Regions from separate parts of the Homo sapiens genome. Here region 2 is linked to region 1. Evidence: chromatin contacts called from ENCODE Hi-C or POLR2A ChIA-PET data. All regions are on one chromosome and are shown on one strand. The core of a region is the stretch at or near the end of the contact, and the rest is flanking DNA. Distances in the headings are between cores, read along the strand shown. Region 1 overlaps EPB41L4B (erythrocyte membrane protein band 4.1 like 4B). Region 2 overlaps EPB41L4B (erythrocyte membrane protein band 4.1 like 4B).

Region 1 (7,281 bases), core at 3,416-5,915:
AAAAAAAAAAAAAAGAATTATTAGTATTAGAGATATATTCAAGCTCCTTGAAGAAGGAGAGCATGGTCTGGAATGTAATTAGAATAGCACTCTGGCAATTACTCTGTGGAGGATGGACTAAAGGAACGAGCAGAGACGGGGAGAGCCAGCAGGAATCTGTTACAAGAGTCTAGGTGGGAGATGACACGGCCTTCAAATGGGGCAATCCTAGTTGTTTTTTGTTTTTTTTTTAAAAGGAGGTGGTCCACTGGAATTAAAAGATGTTGTAAGCTGGGCACAGTGGCTTACACCTGTAATCCCAGCATTTTGGGAAGCCCAGGAGGGTGGACCACTTGAGCCCAGGAGTTTGAGACCAGCCCAGGCAACATAGCGAGATCCTGTCTCTACAAAAAATTTTAAAAATTAGCCAGGCATGGTGTCATATCCCTGTGGCCCCAGTTGCCTGGGAGGCTGAGGTGGGAGAATCACTTGAGCCTGGGAGCTTGAGGCCACAGTGAGCTGTGTTTGCACCACTGCACTCCAGCCTGGGCAACACAGCAAGACCCTGTCTCAAGAAAAAGATGTTGCAGCACTGATGTTAACTGGAGCTTTCTGCATGTTGTGGGTGACAGAGAGGAAGAGAAACTGACCCCAAGACTTCTAGTTTGCATTATGATCTTGTCATAGGATTATTTACAAATGATTTTTTATTATTGTTTTTACCTCTTCCTCTCATTTAGAGAATGCCTTTAAAAAAAAGAAATAAATATTATTTCATTTAATTTCAAATACTTCTTTAAGTTACAAGACTTAAAGTCTCTGATATATACAAACTTCCACTTTGCTCTTTTTCTTAAGTATAATATTACCATTGTATATACTTTATAATAACTACAGATCTAGTTTTTGAGTTTATTTCTTTCAGTGTTTAATGCCTAGAAAACGTCTTTGAAAGTACACAGAGGGCTTGCAAGGCATTCTGCTTTTCTAAATCCTGACTGTGTCACCCTCCACAGCTACCCGCTCCCTTCCCCAGTGCTTAGCAGCTCGGACCGGTTGCCTTTTGGCATTGAGGAGAATGGGGGCACACCGTTCCTCACCGCAGCTTCAGGAAGGCATCACCACCAGCACCAGCATCAGCATCAGCACCAGCACCACTCAAACTACAGCCTCTCACTGACCCTGGAGAACAAAGAGGGGCCTCTGAGGTCCCCAAACTCCAGCAGCAAGTCCCTTACAAGTGAGTAGGGGTGGAGGGGGCAAGGCAGGAGAAGGGGGAGCAATGCTGCAGGGCACGAGAGTTCCCTAGATTCTTAAGACAGACCCTTGCGGTGCAGCACACAATGGTTGTCATGTTATGCTGGGCTACCGGGTTTGGGCCAGAGTAGACAAGAGCCTTATGCATTTGAGCAGAAGCACTTTAGGGATTATGGTTTACCAGTAAACTCTAATTTCATTATAGGGTCACAGTTCTCCACCTCCTTTCTTTTTTTCTTTTCTTTTTTTTTTTTTTTGAGATGGAGTCTGGAGTCTGGCTCTGTCACCCAGGCTGGAGTGCAGTGGCATGATCTCGGCTCATTGCACCCTCCCCCTCCCAGGTCCGAGCAATTCTCCTGCCTCAGCCTCCCGAGTAGCTGAGATTATAGGCATGTGCCACCACACCCAACTAATTTTTGTATTTTTAGTAGAGACAGATTTTGACTATGTTGGCCAGGCTGGTCTCAAACTCCTGACTTCAGGTGATCCACACATCTCGGCCTCCCAAAGTGCTAGGATTACAGGCGTGAGCCACCATGCCCGGTCAAGAAGTGAAGGCTTTTGAAAAGTGATTAAGTCATGAGAGTTCCACTCTTATGAATAGATTAGTGCCTTACAAAAGAGCTGGACGAAAAAAATCCCAAAGTGCTGGGATTACAGGCGTGAGCCACAGTGCCCCGCCTCCACCTCCTTTCTTAACAGTTCTCTGCCTCTGTGGTACCCAGCACTGGCTTGAGCAATGGAAAAGAGAAAGAGGGGAGGGGAGTGATGGCTGGACTTTCTACTTTCTTCATCATAGAAAAACTCATTCTATCCCATTTTTGACATTCCACTTGGGAGAGCAAAGTGGTGTCAGGTAGATCCAATCTGTCTACTGTTATGGGTCCCAGAAAGAGAAGTTACAAAAATAGAGAGTGAGCAATTAGAAATTTTATTATTTTATTTTATGACAGGGTCTTGCCATGTTGCCCAGGATGGTCTTGAACTCTTGGGCTTAAGCAACACTCCTGCTTCAGCCTCCCAAAGTTCTGGGATTATAGGCATGAGCCACCATACCCAGCCCAGAAATATTGTTAGCAATATGATAGAATGAGTTTATATCTTTTAAATCTAATAAAAATATGGGCTTTGATTCGGCATGTCCGTTATTTTATTTTTCTAGAAACTCACTTTTATTATACGTTACCAAAGAATTCATCTTTGGTATGAAAAGAACCTGTTGTTTATCAAATGTGGTTTGAAAAGTACTGAGGGCTGGACGCAGTGGTACGTGCCTATAATCTCAGCTACTCAGGAGGTTGAGGCAGGAGAATCGCTTGAAACTTGGAGGCAGAGGTTGTAATTATGCTTGTAATCCCAGCACTTTGGGAGGCCGAGATGGGTGGATCGCCTAGGTCAAGAGTTCGAGACCAACCTGGCCAACGTGGTGAAACCCTGTCTCTACTGAAAATACAAAAATTAGCTGGGCCTGGTGGCGTGCACCTATAATCCTGGCTACTTGGGAGGCCGAGGCACGAGAATCACTTGAACCTGGGAGGTGGAGGTTGCAGTGAGCCGAGATGGTGCCACCGCACTCCAGCCTGGGCGACAGAGTGAGACTCTGTCTCAAAAAAGAAAAGAAAAGAAAAGAAAAGTACTGAAGTGGAGGCTTCGATTCTAGCTCTTACCCTTGAACTGAGTTCCCTCTTTGATCTTCTATTTTCTCATCCATGAAATAGGGTAGAGGGTATTGAGATGATGACCAAGGAATCTTCCAGCTCTGATATTGTGTGAGTCTGTGAGCTGTTGAGACAGGATGGGCCATCCAACCTTCACCTTGGGGCCACAGGGAACAACTCTGTGTCAGCTGAGCTGGAAATGGAAACTCGACACCCACTTGGTATTGAAGAATCCGAACTCTGTCCCTCATCACTATCCACACTGCCCATGCCCTAGTCCCTGCCTCATCTTTGTATATCTAAATAACCATAACAGCCTCCTAAGGGGCACCCGCTCCAGGACAATCTCCAAATAGTAGCTGCCAAAGTCATAGTTCTCACCACATAACTCTGACCACATGCCATAAGACCTTTCATTAGCTCTTCACTGTCTGGGATAAAGTCCTCGCTTCTGAGCAGGGCCATACACAGACCTTGCGTATCCTGACCCCTGCCAAGGTCTTCATTCTTCCCTCCACTCCTCACCATACTCTAGCTACACAGAACTACTCTCTTCTTACAAAATACTCTACTGGGTCTCAACTCTGTCCTTTGCACCTGCTGTTCCCTTTGCCTGGAATACTTTTCCCCACCTTGTTGAACTCCTACACATCCCTTAGCAGCCCATTCAAATGTTCGCTTGTCAGTGAAATGTTCTCTAACACCCATCCTCAGTTCCGTCCTGCTCCTTTAGCAATTAAATAAACCTTTTCTCAGTCTTCTTCGGAATATCTCCACATGTGTCCGTCATCCCCATTAGATTAAAATTTTGTCTCATTCACCTCTTTCTTTCAGCTCCCAGATCCCAGTTGCTAACGATACTTGGCACAAGTTTTAATATGTAATGAATATTTAATATTTAATGAATATTTAATGTATTAATGAGTAAATTCAAGCTGGAAGGAGAAGTAGTGGCAAATGAATCCAAAGTAGCACAGAAATAAAAATCAATGGATTTGATTTTAGGAACATAACATGGCTTTTAAGGGCACGTTATATGCCTGTTTGCCTGAACACTAATCTTTCCAATTTGCATAATGCTTTTCCATTTTTAAAGCATTTATACATAAATGACTTCATTGGATATTCACAGCAACCCTGCAAGGTAAGTAATTTTATTTTCATTTTTAAATGGCTCAGAGGGTCAGAGAGGCAAAACAACGTACCCAGGGGCGTCCAGCTCATGTGTGGGACAGTTAAGCCTTGAAACCTTGACCTCAGATATTCTCACACCCTATCAGCTGATGCATACTGAAGGCATGAGAGCTGCTGGAGGAGGAGGCCGGCAGAAAGGGTGCTGGGAATCGGGCGCTGGCAAGTGTCCCTTTTCCCCTGTATCTATCTGTCCTTTCAACCTTTCCTTATTTATTTCTCCTGGCTGCTTTGTAGAACTGAGTCCAGGAACACCTGCCTTGTTCAGTGAAGCCGCTGCCCATCTAAAGAAGCTGGAACTGGAAACTGTGAAGGCTGCTGGACCCTGGCCTCCTCTGCACATCAACATAAACAAGGTGCCAAGGGCCGGGGCTCTGCCATGACCATGGACTTGGTGCTGACATCAAACCTCTGATTACTACCCTAGCCTGCCTGCTAAACCAAGTGCCTTTGCCTTGGAGGGATCTCTATTCCATCTTTCCTGACATTTCTGTTCAGGCTGTCTTTTAGGAGCAAATATTTACTTACCTTCCTTTTGGGTGAATTATAGCATTAGGCGTCGTTCCCAGTGTTTTGCCTGACAGGCTAGATCTGTTTGTTAGTTGTCTCTCCCTCCTACTAGACCGAAAGCTCCAGAGGGAGCATCCACATTTACCGCTTTGCATTTCTAGCCCTCTATCTCCCTCTGACAATGCCTGGCACATTGTAGATGTTCAGTAACCATTTGCAGATGGAAGGAAGGGAGGGATTAAGATACAGAAGGAGAAGGAGACAGGGCAGAAGCCAGGCCCCCTTTTGACTAGACCTATTCTTACATCCAAAGAGGCAGCCTTATAAAAGTCAAATTTTATCTTAGAACGATACATACCACTGCTGGATTCAGTCTGCCATTTAGTTCAACCTTCTCAATGTCTCAGACCAGAGGAAGGGAAATGACTTTCTCAAGGTTGCACAGCCCTTGACAACCTTCTCAATGTCTCAGACCAGAAGAAGAGAAATGACTTTCTCAAGGTCACACGGCCCTTCACAAGGTTGCAAAGCCCTTGACTCTCGATCCAGTGTCCTTGGCACTCCAACATGCTTCCTCGTTTTCTTTGCCAGCGTTTCTCAACTTTGGCACTAGCAACATTTTGGCCTGATGACTCTTTTTTGCAGTGGCTGTCCTGTGCATTGTAAAATGTTTTGCAGCCACAATGCACTAAATGCCACTAGGGACCCCCATCCAGTTGTGACAACCAAAAATGTCTCCAGACATTGCCAAATGTTCTCAGAAGGGCAAAATCTCCCTAGTTGAGAACCACTGTTGTACATACATTTTAATTTTTTAAATCCCCTAAGGAAGAATCTTTTTCATTCATGGTTCCTTTCTTCCTCTTTAATGCTTAGCTTTGTCCCTTTATGAGAGGGAATAGGAAGAATTTGGAAGAACTGCTCTGTGCAGCATGGGAAGGTTACACCTCCTGCCCTTCCCGTCCCTGACCTTTCCCATAATCCCTCAGCAGGGCGGCCTAAAGTTCCTCTGATTACTAATGGACCCCAACTGCAGGTTTAACCTTCAAAAAGCCCTGCTCATTCACTTTTTTTTTCTATACCTCCCTCCATGATTGCCAGCTAGAGAGAATTCCTCCTGCAGGATGGCTCTGATAGCCATTCAATCAACAGATCTTTATTGAGCAGGCTTGCCCTAGCTGCTAGGGATTCAACCCAATGCACCGTGTGCCCCCTGATTGGTCTTCTTTTTCTTAGTCGCCTGGTTTTCAACTTTTCTTCTGCAGTGTACACAATAAATGGTTTTAATGGGGGCTTATCCAGACTTTGGCAAAATCCAAAAATATTTTGCAAGGAAATACAGCATATAGTGTAGCACAGAACTCACAAGCTCTATAGTGATTTGCAATTGCCATGACTATTGGTGGAGCGTTGACAACAGCAGTTTGCTCTGGGTGAAGGCCTACCTGAGACACCTGTGGGTTATCGAGCATTTCCCTGGAGGTCAAGTTACAACTCCCTTCCTATCTCCTCCACTCAAAGAAATTGGCCTGGCATGGTGGTTCATGCCTGTAATCCCAGCACTTTGGGAGGCTAAGGCGGGTGGATCTCTTGAGGTCAGGAGTTCAAGACCAGCCTGGGCAACATGGCGAGACCCCCCCCATCTCTACTATAAGTACAAAAATTAGCAAGTTGTGGTGGCGGGCACCTGTAATCCCAGCTACTAGGGAGGCTGAGGCAGAAGAATCGCTTGAACCCACGAGACAGAGGTTGCAGTGAGCTGAGATCCTGCCACTGCACTGCAGCCTAGGTGACAGAGCGAGACTCCCTCTCAAAAAAAAAAAAAAAGAAAAGAAATACATTAGTAATCAAGTAAGCTAGAGTGATGTGATTATACAGATAATTTTGACTTTGTCCCGACACACACACACACAAAATATATTACTTCACACTTTGATTTTTTTTTTTTTTTGAGATGGCGTCTCACTCTGTCTCCCAGGCTGGAGTGCAGTGGCATGATCTCGGCTCACTGCAACCTCCACCTCCCGGGTTCAAGCAATTCCTCTGCCTCAGCCTCCCAAGTAGCTGAGATTACAGGCACGCACCACCACACCTGGCTAATTTTTATATTTTTAGTAGACATGGGATTTCACCATGTTGGTCAGGCTGGTCTTGAACTCCTGGCCTCAAGTGATCCACACTCCGCAGCCTCCCAAATGGCTGGGATTACAGGCATGAGCCACCATGCCTGGCCACACTTTAATTTGTTGTTGTTGTTGTTGTTGTTATCATCCATGAAACATTCCTTGCAACAGATCTCCCTTCTCACTTCTGATCATGACACCAAAATTGGGAGCCACTGGCTTGGATGGCTTTTAAGGTTTTTTCCAGCCTCAAGGATCAAGAATCCTCTGATTCTTCTAAGGTTTGGATAACTTTCGCTTCTTGATTGAATGGTGAGATGTCATTTTCACTGTCCAGTTCCAAAGTTTGTGCCCAAAATTAACACAAGAATTTAATTCTCATCAGATTTTAGATGTGTAAACAATTTGTATAAACAATTCAAATATACATCTGATCATTTCTTTATCCCCAAATGATATCCCCAAACAGACGGACTATTTCCAACTATAATAATATCAAAGCCTAATTGTCATTCATGTCTATGTTTTGAAATCTGTAATCCCATATTGAACAACAAAGTATC
Region 2 (6,541 bases), core at 2,965-5,464, 64 kb before region 1:
ATCTTTTTTAAAATTAATTAATTAATTTATTTATTTATTTATTTATTTATTTATTTATTTATTTATGAGACGGAGTCTCGCTCTACCGCCGAGGCTGAGTGCAGTGGCACAATCTCGGCTCGCTGCAACTTCCACCTCCCCGACCTCAGCCTCCTGAATAGCGGGATTACAGGTGCCCATCACCATACCCTGCTAATTTTTGTATTTTTAGTGGAGACAGGGTTTCACCATGTTGGCCAGGCTGGTCTTGAACTCCTGATCTCAAGTGATCTGCCCGCCTCAGACTCCCAAATTGTGGGGATTACAGGCATGAGCCACTGTGCCCGGCCTTTTTAATTACAGCCATCCTAGTGAGTGTGACATAGTATTTGATTGTAATTTTGATTTGCATTTCCCTCATGACTAGTGATGCTGAGCATCTTTTCATGTGTTTATTGACCATTTGTATGTTTGGGGGGAACTAGTTGTATGTACCCTCTGTCCATTTTTAAATTGGATACTTGTCTTTTTATTATTGAGCTGTAATAGTTCTTTATATATTCTAGATTTGCAAACATGTTCTCCCATCTGGGTTGTCTGCACTTCATGTCTCCATGTCCTTTGAAGCAAAAAAAAAAAAAAAAGTCTCACATTTTGATGACGTCCAGTTTATTTTTTCTTTTGTTGCTTGTGCTTTTGGTGTCATAGCTAAGAAATCATTGTCCAACTCAAAGTCATGAGGCTTTATGCCTGTGTTTTATTCTGAGAGTTTTATAGTTTTAGCTCTTACATTTAGGTCTTTGATGCACTTTGAATTAATTTTTGCATATGCTGCCGTCTACTCTTAGGTTACCCAGTGCTGCAGTTAAAGGGAGAGTCAGTGCTGGATTCTTTCCCTTTCTTTACCAGTTTCCATAATAAGGAGTTGCCACCGAGTCATCCTATGGAGTTGGGTTTTTTTTTTTCTTTGTGATTATGGCACTTAGATTTAAGCATATTTGTGTTTGGATCCATTGAGAATGATGTCGTTTTATCTGAGAAGCGTGTCTGCTCCGCTTGGGTGACTATTAAGAAGCCTTTTCATTTGTCAGAGACTTCAGTATCCTTGTGGTGGTTTCTCATTCAGACTCTCTCTCAGTTTTCCCAAGGAGAGGTGGGGAGAGTAGGTATCCTGAGGCCCGTTTTACAGGGGCAGGAATAGAAACGTTAGGAGGAGTGACTTGTACGAAGTCAAGTGGCAGATGCAGGACTTGACCCCTTGTTTCTCCGACTGCTTTCTTGTGCTCATGCCCCATGTGTATACCACATAGTCAAAACCTTGGCATGAACCTGGAATTTGAGTTTGAGTCCTGGTTATGGCCTGTGACCTCCAGCAGGTCTTTGGGTTTCCCTGAGACTTCGTTACCTACTTTGTGAAATCGGAAGACTGGAAGAGCCAATTTCAGAGGATGAGCTTTCTTTCCTAAGTAAGGTTGCCTGCATTGAGAAACAGCCCAGCTTTTGCTACGCTAGAGTAAGGCCCTGTTACACCCTTCTTCAAGTGTGTCTGATTTTGGCAAAGCTTATCTTCCCATGTAGGTATTCATCCAAAAAGTATTCTTTTTGTAAGAAGAGACTAGCAAAAGTTAACAGGGTTATCTAGATTCTTAACTTTATGCTATTATGTGGCATTTGAGTTTCTTTAATCATGAGTTTGTATTACCCTTATAATCAAACTAATTACAAATTTAAAAATTTGTGTGTGCTGACATGTATGCAATTTACAAAGAGAAGTAGGTTTTTTTTAACCTTTTTTTTCTTATCTAGCTGTCTCACCCTAAGTTTTTTCATCTTCCCAATTGTCTTCCAGAAACATGCCAAAGGCCAGGATTTGTTTGATCAGATTGTGTACCACTTGGACCTTGTGGAAACAGATTACTTTGGCCTCCAGTTCCTCGACTCTGCCCAGGTTGCGGTAGGTTATTGCTTTGATTCATTTCAGAACAGATTGGCTTTTCATTGCTAATTGCACGTCCACAGTTGCTAGAAATGGGTAGAGAAAAACAAGACTAAAACTGTGATACTGTGCCAGTAACAGGCATTGGGATGGAGGTTGTGGTGCCCAAGTGCCATGCGTCACAATGCTTGTAGGATGCCTCACCCTTGAGGTGGCCAGTAACCAGGAGAGGATGTGAATGGGATTCATTAGGGATGCATTATAGGCACATTTCTAGAAAAGGTAGAAAGAAGAAACATCATTATAGAAGTTCTTTCAGGCTGGGGGCAGTGGCTCGTGCCTGTAATCCCAGCACTTTGGGAGGCTGAGGCAGGTGGATTGCTTGAGTCCAGGAGTTCAAAACCAGCCTGGGCAACAAGGTGAAACTCCATCTCAACAAAGAATACAAAAATTAGCCAGGCATGGTGGCATGTGCCTGAAGTCCCAGCTACTAGGGAGGCTGAGGTAGGAGGATTGATTGAACCCAGATGGTCAAGGCTGCAGTGAGCTCAATCGATCCTGCCACCTCAGCCTCCCTAGTGGCTGTATTCCAGCCTGGGTGACAGAGTAAGACCCTGTCTGAAAAAAAAAAAAAAAGGAAAAGAAAGAAACTCTTCTAATGGTGCTGCTTTTATTTTTAACCAGCAGAAGAGGCTGTGCCACCATCTTCTTACAGAGTCTGGCTGGGTAGAGAGCAGGTGCTGTGAACGGAGCTGAATGCCAGCCAGGCTTAGTGGGGTTGGGGGTGGATGGGGTTGGAGCAGGTCTTGCTGTTGCCGAGAACCATCTTGCAGGTTCCAGGAAGCTGTGTTAGGTCAGCACTTTACTTACTTTGCCTGAGACAGAACTGTTCACAGTGGAGATGTTAGAATGAGTGAACTCCACAAAGCTCAGACCCACTCTTTTTAAAAGCAGGAATGACTTCATAGTTCCCCTTCCCAACAAAATCTAGCTTGGGGTTTCAAAGATAATTTATTCGACAATCTAAATCTATTTATGGAGTGCCCATTATGCACTGGGCCCTGTGCTGAGCATTGCGGATAAAGCAGTGCACATAGATATGTCATATGCCAGATGGTAATAGGAGTCAAGAAAAATAAAGGCGAGGAAAGGGTGGACTGGGGGGAGGGGAAGCACTATTTTAGACAGTGTATTAAAGTCTGGGTTCCCTGATCAGGATGTTTGAGCTGGAGACCTGGAGCTCCCATAATGGTTAAGGCTGTCTACTGGAAGATACTTATCAGATACTTCCTGATTGTATCTGGAAGTTGTCAGGTGACATGTGACATTTGTAAGGTGAAGATGTACAAAATCGGTACCTGGGAATTAGGTCTGCTGGAGAATGTTAGTGACATGCTGAGTCCTTCGGTGACAGATTGGAATCTGGACGGGAATGCATCCTGGCTACAGTGCCTCTGGGGTGGACACTCCCACTGGATGTCCCTGTGCAGATGTGTCCCTCAACCTCAGCCACTTCCTCTGCATCTTCAGGACGTCCTGTTATGCCACCCCACCCCACCCCCAAACTGTGTCCTCCTCAAACTGTCCTCCTCGAACCCTCCCGGGTTCCTTCTCATTTCTCAGCCAGAGACTCTCACTCCGTCCACCGGACCCGGGAGAAGGGCAGAACAACTTTTCCTCTTTCCACCTCTGAGTCCAATTCCGCTTCCTTTGAGGTTGGGCCGACCAGTGTCCTACCCTCTGACCTCATGACTGTCCTTCGCATCCCTCGAGGCCTTTGGTGTCTCAGTTTTTCTCTTCCTCTGGGTAGCCTCAGGACTGAAGTTACTGGCCCTCCTACATATTCTGGACACTGTTTCCTGTCATTTAAGCTTCATTTGAGCAGATTGACAAGACCCACATAGATTCTCGTGTGTCCTGTCACCACCTGCACTCCAAGATCCAGAATTCTGCCAGTCCCCATTCCAGGATAACTTCCCTTGATTCCTTCCATTTTCCCAGTTCCCCTCCCTCTGGGCTTGGCCCACAGCGGTCTCCTTCTGCCCTTTGTCCCCTCCCAGCCTTCTCCTGCCCTGGCCTTCCTCCCAGCCCCAGCCAGGCCTCGGCCACCTCACCTGTGTCCTCACTTGGCCTTTGATTCTCCTGCCCCCGTGACTGTCCCCTGGCCTCCCCTTGACACGCAGGCCCATCTGTTTCCTCTGTGGCTTGTCCCAGCCTGCCAGGCGTTGCTGGAGAGAGCCACGGTCTGTGCCTTCTGGCATCAGCACCGATCACAGGTTCAGCAGAGTCCAAGCTCCCGAGCTGCTCCCTGAGCCTCAGTAGCCCCAGATTGACTCTTGGCCACCCGACAGGTCCATGTCTGGATCTGAGCACAGACCTTTAGTCCAGTCCCCACGGAGGCTTTGTTCCAGCAGTTGCCTCACCTGCTGAGAAGACCGAGGTCGTTCAGCTAAAATTCCTTGAATTTTCTTCCCCTACACTTCCGATTCTGTCTGTCCATCTTTTTTTTTTTTTTTTTTGCATGTCTACTTCTCAATCTACTCTCTACACCTGGAGCGGCAGGCCTATTTCCACTTGCTTCCTGAATGCCATATTTAGGGTTCTCTCTGTCCCCAGCATCCTCCACCTGTTTCCAGCACCTGCCACTCTCCAGCCCTCTTCTTCCCTGGAACTCTTCTTGATTCTGCCTTCTCCTGTGTGTCTTAAAGCGTGTGGTATTTTTGGCTTCAGAATATCTGTGGCCCTGAACTAGAAGTCAGACTGGACCTTGTTCCTGGCTCTGCCTCTGACTCATTTGGTAGGCTTTAGATAGGCTGCCTTGCTCCTCTGGCCTCTGTTTTCTCATCTGTAAAATGGGGTACTTGGACCTGTTCTCCAAGAAAACTTACACTTCTAATGTTCAGTCATTCTGAGTCTAAAGGGGACGTTGGCATGTCTGCTGCAAATGCGTTCTCTAGTTAGAAAGGAGGAGGTATCTTTCATTTCTGCCCTTAGAACCTATGCCTGTTACCTTGGCAGCATGTCCTCATCCCCAAGTGACCCCTCATTAGCCACTCAGATTCCCAGAAAGCCAAGTCTGTGACTCCATTATGAAGGCCTTTGCCATGAGCCTCTGCTGACTTGGCTGGCAGGCTTTCCCGCCCGCCAGTGCCCTGTCACTGTGCAGCAGGAGGGGTGTTCACAGCAGGATACAGGCGGCTTTCCCAGGCCAGACACCTGAAGATGCTCAGGCTCTCAGGCCTTTCCAGCATCCAACTCTACAAATTTGAGGCAAAAACAGGTGGGAGGGCGAGGGTCCTCATCTGCCTCCAGCTCTGAGGATGCAAGAGCTGTGCGGCAGCAGCAGTTCCCAGGACCCTCTAGTCATTCCCATCTTTGCTTTCTGAGCTGGACTCCTTACAGTCTGGGTCTTATGATGCCTGCACTTATCTCTGTGCCTTTGCTTATGCTGTTTCTCCTTCTGCTGTTTCTCACCTGTTTAAACTCCCAGCCATCCTTCAAGACCATCTCAGATGACCCCCCCCTCACCCTTCATGAAGCGTGTCCTGAACTCTCAAAGTGTTTTTTCTACTATGCAAATCTTATTTTGCCTTCTGTGGCCATTTGACTGTTTGGCCTTGGGTTTGTTATTTGTGTGTGTGTGTGTGTGTGTGTGTGTGTGTGTGTGTGTGTGTGTGTGTATACACACACGTATATATTATGTATATATACACTATATATGTGTATATAGATACACATATATAATATATATGTATATATACACATATTTATGTATATACATATATTTTATATATATATATAAAACTTTAAATTTAGATCCTAAGACTTAGGACCTCCTCCTCTTAACTCGGTGATTCTTGGGGACAAGGCACATAACCTAGAACCTTCTTTTTTAGCCCCAGAAGGAACCTGAGGGAGAGGCATTTGTCAAATCTTTCTAGATCTTTCTTTTACCATCTTCTAGATGGTGAAACCAAAGCCCTTAGATCTTGGCAAGTCATTTAGTGAATAGCACAGCTTGGACTCAAACTCAAATTTTGCAATTTCAGGTCTATGTGCTCTTTCTAGTACACCCTACTCTTGAGTCTCAGTTTCCTAGCTGTAAAGTGGAGGTAGTGTAATAACATCTGTTTCATGGGGAATTTGAGGAGCTCAGAGAATTAATGGAGGAGAAAAGTTTTTGTAACCTGGGACGTGGATATGGGTCTCCTCTTTGTAGCTGGGCAGTGTGAGGGGGGACCGGAAGTCATCACTGCCCCCAGGGGTGAGCATGCTAAGAAGGTACAGTTAGCTGATTGGAACCTGTAAGGCCCGCCTTGCCTGTGGGAGAAACCTTAGCCAATTTAATCAAGAGGCTTTTGGGAGAGTCTGCTGAGATGGCTTTTGGGGTCATTGATTTTTATAGGACCTGGGAGGTGATTGGATGTCATAGGAGGTGTTTCTGCAAACAGTAGGGTAATAGATGGACCCGGAAGGGAATGGTTCACTTGGCTATTGGCTTATTGCCCCATAATTGAGCCTCCTTCAAGCAATGGTGTTCCCACCCAGCCCCTGACATGCAGATCAGAGGTTGGCAGCTGCAGGGCTCTTGGCATGGCTCTCTGCATACCCAGCTTATATCCCCAG

Evidence for each region. A loop is a pair of places that touch in the nucleus more often than their neighbours do. ChIA-PET counts read pairs that join two places held with the same protein, here RNA polymerase II (POLR2A). Pooled maps may share reads with other maps.
Region 2: a loop to region 1 is called in a map of K562, with 4 times the contacts of the local background. The contact joins two enhancer-like sites. A Hi-C loop is called at or near these places in 5 of 168 maps with a recorded cell type or tissue (Calu3, IMR-90, K562 and 2 more) and 1 of 50 pooled maps. POLR2A ChIA-PET finds 5 or more read pairs at or near these places in 1 of 52 experiments (endothelial cell of umbilical vein).

Annotation. Positions count from the first base shown.
Region 1 is chr9:109,210,860-109,218,140 of GRCh38, reverse strand. It overlaps EPB41L4B (erythrocyte membrane protein band 4.1 like 4B), which reads left to right. Exons shown (of 26, transcript NM_019114.5): 16 at 996-1,219; 17 at 4,323-4,441. Among named protein-coding and RNA genes, the nearest start is that of FRRS1L, 47 kb to the right of the region's middle. Within about 2 kb of position 4,665, at least 2 of the 41 ENCODE cell types and tissues checked have a DNase peak (open chromatin) inside an H3K27ac peak, as active enhancers do.
Region 2 is chr9:109,275,209-109,281,749 of GRCh38, reverse strand. EPB41L4B (erythrocyte membrane protein band 4.1 like 4B) reads left to right here. Exons shown (of 26, transcript NM_019114.5): 2 at 1,829-1,933. Among named protein-coding and RNA genes, the nearest start is that of EPB41L4B, 43 kb to the left of the region's middle. Within about 2 kb of position 4,214, at least 6 of the 41 ENCODE cell types and tissues checked have a DNase peak (open chromatin) inside an H3K27ac peak, as active enhancers do.